Linked DNA regions of Homo sapiens: region 2 is linked to region 1. A link is a contact called in ENCODE Hi-C or POLR2A ChIA-PET data. All regions are on one chromosome and are shown on one strand. The core of a region is the stretch at or near the end of the contact, and the rest is flanking DNA. Distances in the headings are between cores, read along the strand shown. Region 1 holds the start of MIR142HG (MIR142 host genes). Region 2 holds the start of CLTC (clathrin heavy chain).

Region 1 (3,115 bases), core at 383-2,882:
CACAGTCCAGTCTTTATTAGCATTGGGTCCCTGGTCCCACCACCCATTCCCCTCCACGTACCATCCCTTCCCACCCCTTCCTCGTCCTTGACGCTGCGGCTGCATCAGGGTTCCACATGTCCAGCCCTCCCCGCCCCCAAAGACTGCAGGGCAGCAGAGGAGCTGCTGTGGCCTTTCCCCAGCTGTCCGGAACCAGGAAGGGCAGGAAAGCCATGGAGGCCTTTCAGGCATCTGGGCAGGGTAGGGAGGGGCCGTAAGGTGCTCACCTGTCACACGAGGTCCCCGAGCGCCGAGGAAGATGGTGGCGGGCAGCGGGCGGCAGCAGTGGCGTGATCTCCGAAGCCCACAGTACACTCATCCATAAAGTAGGAAACACTACACCCTCCAGTGCTGTTAGTAGTGCTTTCTACTTTATGGGTGACTGCACTGTCTGTCTGTCCGTCGGCGTGTACTCTTCAGGCTGCCCAGGCCTCCTGACTCCTGCTCCAAGAGCCCCCCAGCCCTCCTTGTGGCTTCCTAAGATCCCCCCAACCCTGCCAGGGCCCCCCGAGGGCCCGCCCTGGGCCTTGTGGGCGGTGACTCAGCATGGCGCCAGACTTGCCTCCTCTACCTCCCTCCCCCACTTCCTCTTCAGTTCCCTCTTCCCTTCCCCCTAAAGGCTCCACCCCATCCCCCCAGTTTCAGAGACACTCAGGTAGAGACTAGGGCCTCTGGAGGCCTCACCTTCAGTTCTGTGAACCCCTGGCTGGCCGCTTCCAGCCACGCTAGCCACCCTCCAGCGTCCAAATGAGGCAGCCACAGCTCCCCTGCCAAGGTCTTGGTCTCCAGTCCACCCCAACCGTGAGGTCCTGACTGCCCAGAGCCTCAGTCCCCACCCTTCAGCCTCCCCACCAGCCCAAGATCCTGACCCCCCAGGGCCTAAGTCCCCAGCCTCCCCAACAGCCCAGGGTCCTGACCCCCCAGGGCCTCAGGCCCTGGCCTCCCCACCAGCCCAAGGTCTTGAACACACCAGGGCCTCAATTCCCAGCCTCCCCACCAGCTCAAGGTCCTGACTCCCCCAGAGCCTCAGTCCCAGCCTCCATAGCAGCCCAAGGTCCTGACCCCCCAGGGCCTCAGTCCCCAGCCACTCCACCAGCCCCAAAGTCCTGACTCCCCAGAGCCTTGATTCTCGGCCTCCCCACCAGCCCAAAGTCCTGACTCCCTCACTGCCCTGCTGTTCCCCTGGCAGGAGCCCAAGGCTATCCCAACAAAAATGGTGGCCATGTTGGGCGGAGGAAGAGGCTGGCGCCCCTTGAGACACTGGTCCCACTTCTCAGCCTCTGCGTACCCTCTGCCATCCCCGCCTTACTCTCCAGCCCTCCTCCTTGGACACCTCTTTCCCCGCCTGGGGTCCCGGAGCCATTTTACCTTCCTTCACTAGAGAGGGTTTCAAGGCGCTTTGCCCTGAGCTTCCCGCATGGGGCTTGCACCCAAGCTCCTCGACACCCCCAACGCGCCTCCACCCAGACCAGCAGCCCAAGCCCCTAGAGGCCCCGAGCTGAGGAGCCCCAGTTGGGGCAGCAGTGAAGGTCCGGATCCTTACCTGAGGCTGCAGGGCGGAGGAGAGCTCGCCCTGTGCTCCAGGCTCCGAAGTGGGGTTCCCTTCAGGGAGGGCAGGGCTTATAACCCCGAGGCCACGTGGGCCAGATCTCAGGGCGCCCAACGGTCTCAGAGCGCGCCCCGCCCCCGCCCGCAGGGGATGAGCGCCCTCCCTCCCTCCCTCCCTGGGGAGGACAGACTGACAGGAAACAGAAGGGGGTGGGCCCGCGGGAGGGCTGGGGACCCTCTCTCATGCCCTGGGCAGGTGGCTTCCGGCCCCAGCTGCCCTTCCCCCCGTGGCACCAGCTCCAAGGGATGGCTCAAGAGCCTGGGACTGACTCAGGGCATTGAGGGTGACCCCAGAAGACCAGGGCTCCTCGACAGGGCCCTCGGTGAGTGCCCAAAACGGGGAGTCCAGAATTCCAGCACAAGAAAAGGACCTTCTCTCTGAGCCCCACCGCTGCTGACCTCAGCCCAGAAAACTCCCTTCCCTTCCCAACACTCAGGCCAGGCCCTGGCTCCTCTGCGTGTGCTCCCGAGGGCCATGGAGGTGCTGATGCATGAAGGGCGTCCATGGAGACTGTTGTCCTCAGCACCCCACAAAGCCACCCCTCCTGCAGCCTCAGCCTGCAGGGCACAGTGCGGGGGACACTCTCAGGCCCGGTGGACTGATGGCACTAGGCTAGGTGTTCACGCTCTCTTTGGGACCTGTGGGGACAAGAGGGCAGGGCAGAGCTGGGTGAGGATCAGGTCCTAAGGTGGGGCACAGGTGCTATGCGGAGAGAAGGGGGCTTGGAGGAGTGGCGGGAAAGAGGCTCGAGGGAAGGTTCTGGCGGCCACCGGATGTGGGCATGGGGCCCACCCACCTGCATGCCACCCCCGATTTCCCCATGGGGAAGGCAGGAAGCTGCCCAGCCCAGGGCCCCTGGCTGGGGGAGGGGAGTAGGGTGTGGGGGTGGGCAGGGGACAGCGTCGGCTGAGCCCAGCCCATACCATCTTCCCCCAGCGTTCTCCAAGCCTCTCCATGGGCTTGGCTCTGGAAGCAAGAGGAATGGGTTTGGGGAGGTAGGAGCGGTAGAGAGAAAACCACCCAGTGACTCCTTCCCAGAAGGCCATGGACCTCTTCTCTGGGTCCTCCGTTTAGGCCCACACAGACCTTAGGGAGCTGTCAGATTCAGGGCCTAGAAGAGGACTGGCATGGGGGCAGTGGGGAGGGAGATGGCCCCACATCCTTCCCTCCAGGAAGGGGGTCCTTCAACCTGGAAAGTTGCCCCATTCCCAGGTCCCTAAAATGGGACAGAGAAAGGGGGAATGGGGCCTTTCACCCCCTTGAGTCTAAAGAGAAAGTGGTGAGGAGGGTTGCCTTGCAGGGCCAGCTGGCCAGAAATGGGGCGATACTCCTTTAAGAGACCACCGCTGCCTCTGACCTGGGTGGAGGGGAAGTGGCTGCCCCAGGCGATAAGAGGATAAGAATATCAAAGTTGTGCAGTAACCTGGGTTCCTGGACCCCCATTCTTCAGGGCTCCTCCCCTGAGAG
Region 2 (3,115 bases), core at 316-2,815, 1.3 Mb after region 1:
GTAAAGGGAAAAACACTAAAAGCAACTAAAATGATTGGCAAACTTCTCACTGTAACCTAAACTGCTTAGCATACAAAACTATCGTCTACCCAATAGGGTTTTATGTCCTTTAACTGAAAAGGACACTAAAAATAATTATTGTGGACTTGAGCTTTTCTCTTTCGGCGGGGCGGGGGGTGGGGGGGGAGAATCACCTCTCTTACAAAGATAAAAGGCACAGAACTAACGTCTTTCATCCTTTATTGTATTGGTGCGATTATGAAATATTATTATGGCTTATACTTTAGCAAGAAAGTACCAGAAAGGTTATTATTAATCGACAATGAATGCCGTTGATACCTTCATGCTCTTTGAAGACAGGATGCTCCGGCTTTGAAGCGCTACATTTCTACATTGCTAACCTACAGGAACCTATGTTGAGGTGGTCCCACCGAAATACACGGCTAATAGTTCATCTCTTTCCTCCAGGAACCTTCAGGTTTTTTTTTGTTTGTTTTTTTTTTGAGACGGAGTCTCGCTCTGTCGCCCAGGTTGGAGTGCAGTGGCGCGATGGAACCTTCGGGTTTTACTAAGCATCCTTACCCTAATTATCTAAATCTTTGAGACGTAAATTATTTGATGTGGCTAAAAATCCTCCTGCTAGAATTTAGGTCCAATCCTTTAATGTTCGGATACTCAAATTCTTTAACGAAACTGATCACTGAGCTAGGCCGACACAAGTCCGCCAAAATGTCCGCAGAAACGTTAAGAAAAGCTGTCATAAGGCCAGCTTGAAAGACATCATAAAAGGCCTTCGCTGTCCTTTGAGTTAATTATCTAACACCCGAAGAGAGTGCCAGTTCTAGTTAGAATCCGCGCGTCAGGTTCTCCAACAGTCAGAAGGGCTTGTGTGAGGGCAGGGAAGATTTTAAACCCCGTTTCAGGCCCCCTCCCTAGGCTGTAGGAAACCACCCACTCTGAAGCCCGGCGGGGGAGGAGTGCTGCAGCCAGCTGCCGAGGGAGCGCTCTGCGGCGAGGCCGTTTCCCTGAGTCACGGAGAGGGCGGGAGGCTGCGCCCGTCTGCCCCCGCCACGTCCTCCTGTGAGGGGCTCAGTCGAAACAGGCAGCGGTCGCAGGGAAACGAAGCGGCACCCGTCATGCCTCAAGGTGGCCCAAAAGCCTCTTCACTCCCAGGAGACGCCGCATTTCCTTAAAACGAGCTCTCCATTTCTGGCAGCAATCAGCCGACCCTTCCCCATCAGTATCACGTGCACCTGGAAGTACGTGGGTGGGACCTAAAGCGCCCACGGAAGTGACGTCGGTCGCCCCGAGTCGCATGATGTGGCAAAATGAAAAAAAAAAAGTGGGGGGAGAAAGAGAAGACTGGCGAAAGTGATGAGTCTAAAAAAGTAGTCCCTCCGGTTCCTCTGTTTCCCCCCATGTGGCGTCAGGAAGCGAGGCACCGGGCGCACTGCGCCCCGAATTCCTGCGCCCGCCGCGCGCGGCGCTCCGTGGAGGGGTACATAAGGCGGAGGGGGTGAGGCGACTGGGCGGAGTTCTGTCGCCGGGATCCTTCCGCTGGGCTCAGCCGTTTCCGGAGTCTGCGCTGCGCCCGGTTCCGCCATTGCGGCTCTCCTGGCCCCTGGAGCCTCCGCCCCCGACCCGAGCTCTTTCGTCTGCCTGCCAGTTTCCTGCGTCCCCGGAGAGGATCCTGCTGAGCCCAGCCTCCCCCCTCCCCTTCTCCTCCTCTCCCTTGGAGAGCCCGGGCAGCCACTGCCCCGCAGCCCCAGTGACAGGAGGAGACCATAACCCCCGACAGCGCCATGGCCCAGATTCTGCCAATTCGTTTTCAGGAGCATCTCCAGGTGCGGCCGGGCCCGGGCTGGTGAGGGCTGTGGAGAAGGTGGTAGGAAGGATGGAAGACGCTGGAGTCTGGGCCCGAGCAGTATCGGAGCTGGAGGGGCGGGGGGGTTGTCGGTGATTGGGGTAGGTGGAGGAGGGGGCACTATCTTGGAAAGCTTAAAATATTAAATGATGTGGGGCTTGGATGGAAAGGACAGGAGTTGGGGTGCAAAGAGCTGCAAGGACCAGGCCTGGATCCAAAGGCCTCTCGATCTTGCTTCCTGGATGGCCAGAACTGCGCGTACAAACTCTCTCCCCATTTTATTCATTTCATTCATTTGGGTAGGGGAGTGGGAGGGGGATTCTCCCTTGTTTCTACCAGAGCAAGGATTCTTATCCCCTGGGCCAGTGCGGGGCTGTCACCTTCCATTGCTCTCCTCTTTCCCTCATCGTGTCTGCACCCAGGAGTTGTGGGGCGGGTGGGTTGGGGAGGAGCAACCTTTTTTTTCCCTCCCTCTGCGGCTCTCAACTGAGAAAGGCACCTTCTCCGGTGGTGGGGGTTGGGGGTGGTGGTGAGGCGGTGGCTTTTCTCTTGCCTTCCCTGAGGCAGTAGGGACAGAAGGTCACTGAAAGAACGGAACGAGGGTAGAATGGGAGAACGCATTTCTTAGAGCTATGTCAATCTCAGAGTGTGTGCGGTCAAACTCCCTAAGGAAACTCGCCTCCCCTTCCCCCTTTTTTTATTTCTCTGGGGATGTTGTGGCTCTTAACCCCTCTTTGGTTCTGGAAGGTAGGAAAGAGTGATACAGAGGTTATCTTTTAGTCTTCTCGAGTAGTAGCAGGTAGTTTTGAATATCTTCTTCAGGATCGCATGGAATTGAACAGAGCCCTGGGGACAGCACAGCTGCTCTGAGACCTGCAGGGCTATTTGGTCTGTGACTGGCTTCCCTTTAGTAAGTTCTAGAGTTCTTCCCCATGGTTCCTTATCCTGGAGGCAACATATTGTTATCTGGCAACATGCCAGTGGCGGGCCTAGGCAGGTGACCATTGGAAGGCTTCACTGAATTAAACCTCTTCAGAGCTTTTGATTTTCCTGTGTCACCAATCCTGTTTTTTACTGTAGCTTAAATAATTTATTCCTATTAATTTGCTTTCTTCCCAAATATCCCCTTAAAGAAACCTGCCTCAGCTCAGTCGTCTGAAGGGCTAATTCCATAATGACAGGGAATGCAGTGGTTTGACATGACACTGATATCAGTGACCTATTAGACACTTTACCATTGAAGACCATTTT

Evidence for each region. A loop is a pair of places that touch in the nucleus more often than their neighbours do. ChIA-PET counts read pairs that join two places held with the same protein, here RNA polymerase II (POLR2A). Pooled maps may share reads with other maps.
Region 2: a loop to region 1 is called in a map of CD8-positive, alpha-beta T cell, with 4 times the contacts of the local background. The contact joins the promoter of CLTC here to the promoter of MIR142HG in region 1. A Hi-C loop is called at or near these places in 3 of 168 maps with a recorded cell type or tissue (CD8-positive, alpha-beta T cell and naive thymus-derived CD4-positive, alpha-beta T cell), 3 of 37 single-sample maps with no recorded cell type and 11 of 50 pooled maps. POLR2A ChIA-PET finds 5 or more read pairs at or near these places in 1 of 52 experiments (activated T-cell).

What each region holds. Positions count from the first base shown.
Region 1 is chr17:58,330,888-58,334,002 of GRCh38, forward strand. MIR142HG (MIR142 host genes) reads right to left here and starts at 1,633. Exons shown (of 1, transcript NR_186557.1): 1 at 1-1,633. All of the region lies in intron 2 of TSPOAP1-AS1 (TSPOAP1, SUPT4H1 and RNF43 antisense RNA 1), which reads left to right. It overlaps MIR142 (microRNA 142), which reads right to left and starts at 431; the gene lies at 345-431. RefSeq lists enhancers at 521-660, 1,461-1,530, 2,031-2,100, 2,691-2,780 and a silencer at 1,641-1,950.
Region 2 is chr17:59,618,330-59,621,444 of GRCh38, forward strand. It overlaps CLTC (clathrin heavy chain), which reads left to right and starts at 1,566. Exons shown (of 32, transcript NM_004859.4): 1 at 1,566-1,844. The coding sequence starts at 1,803. RefSeq lists enhancers at 1-812, 650-699, 710-829, 1,280-1,629, 1,359-1,653.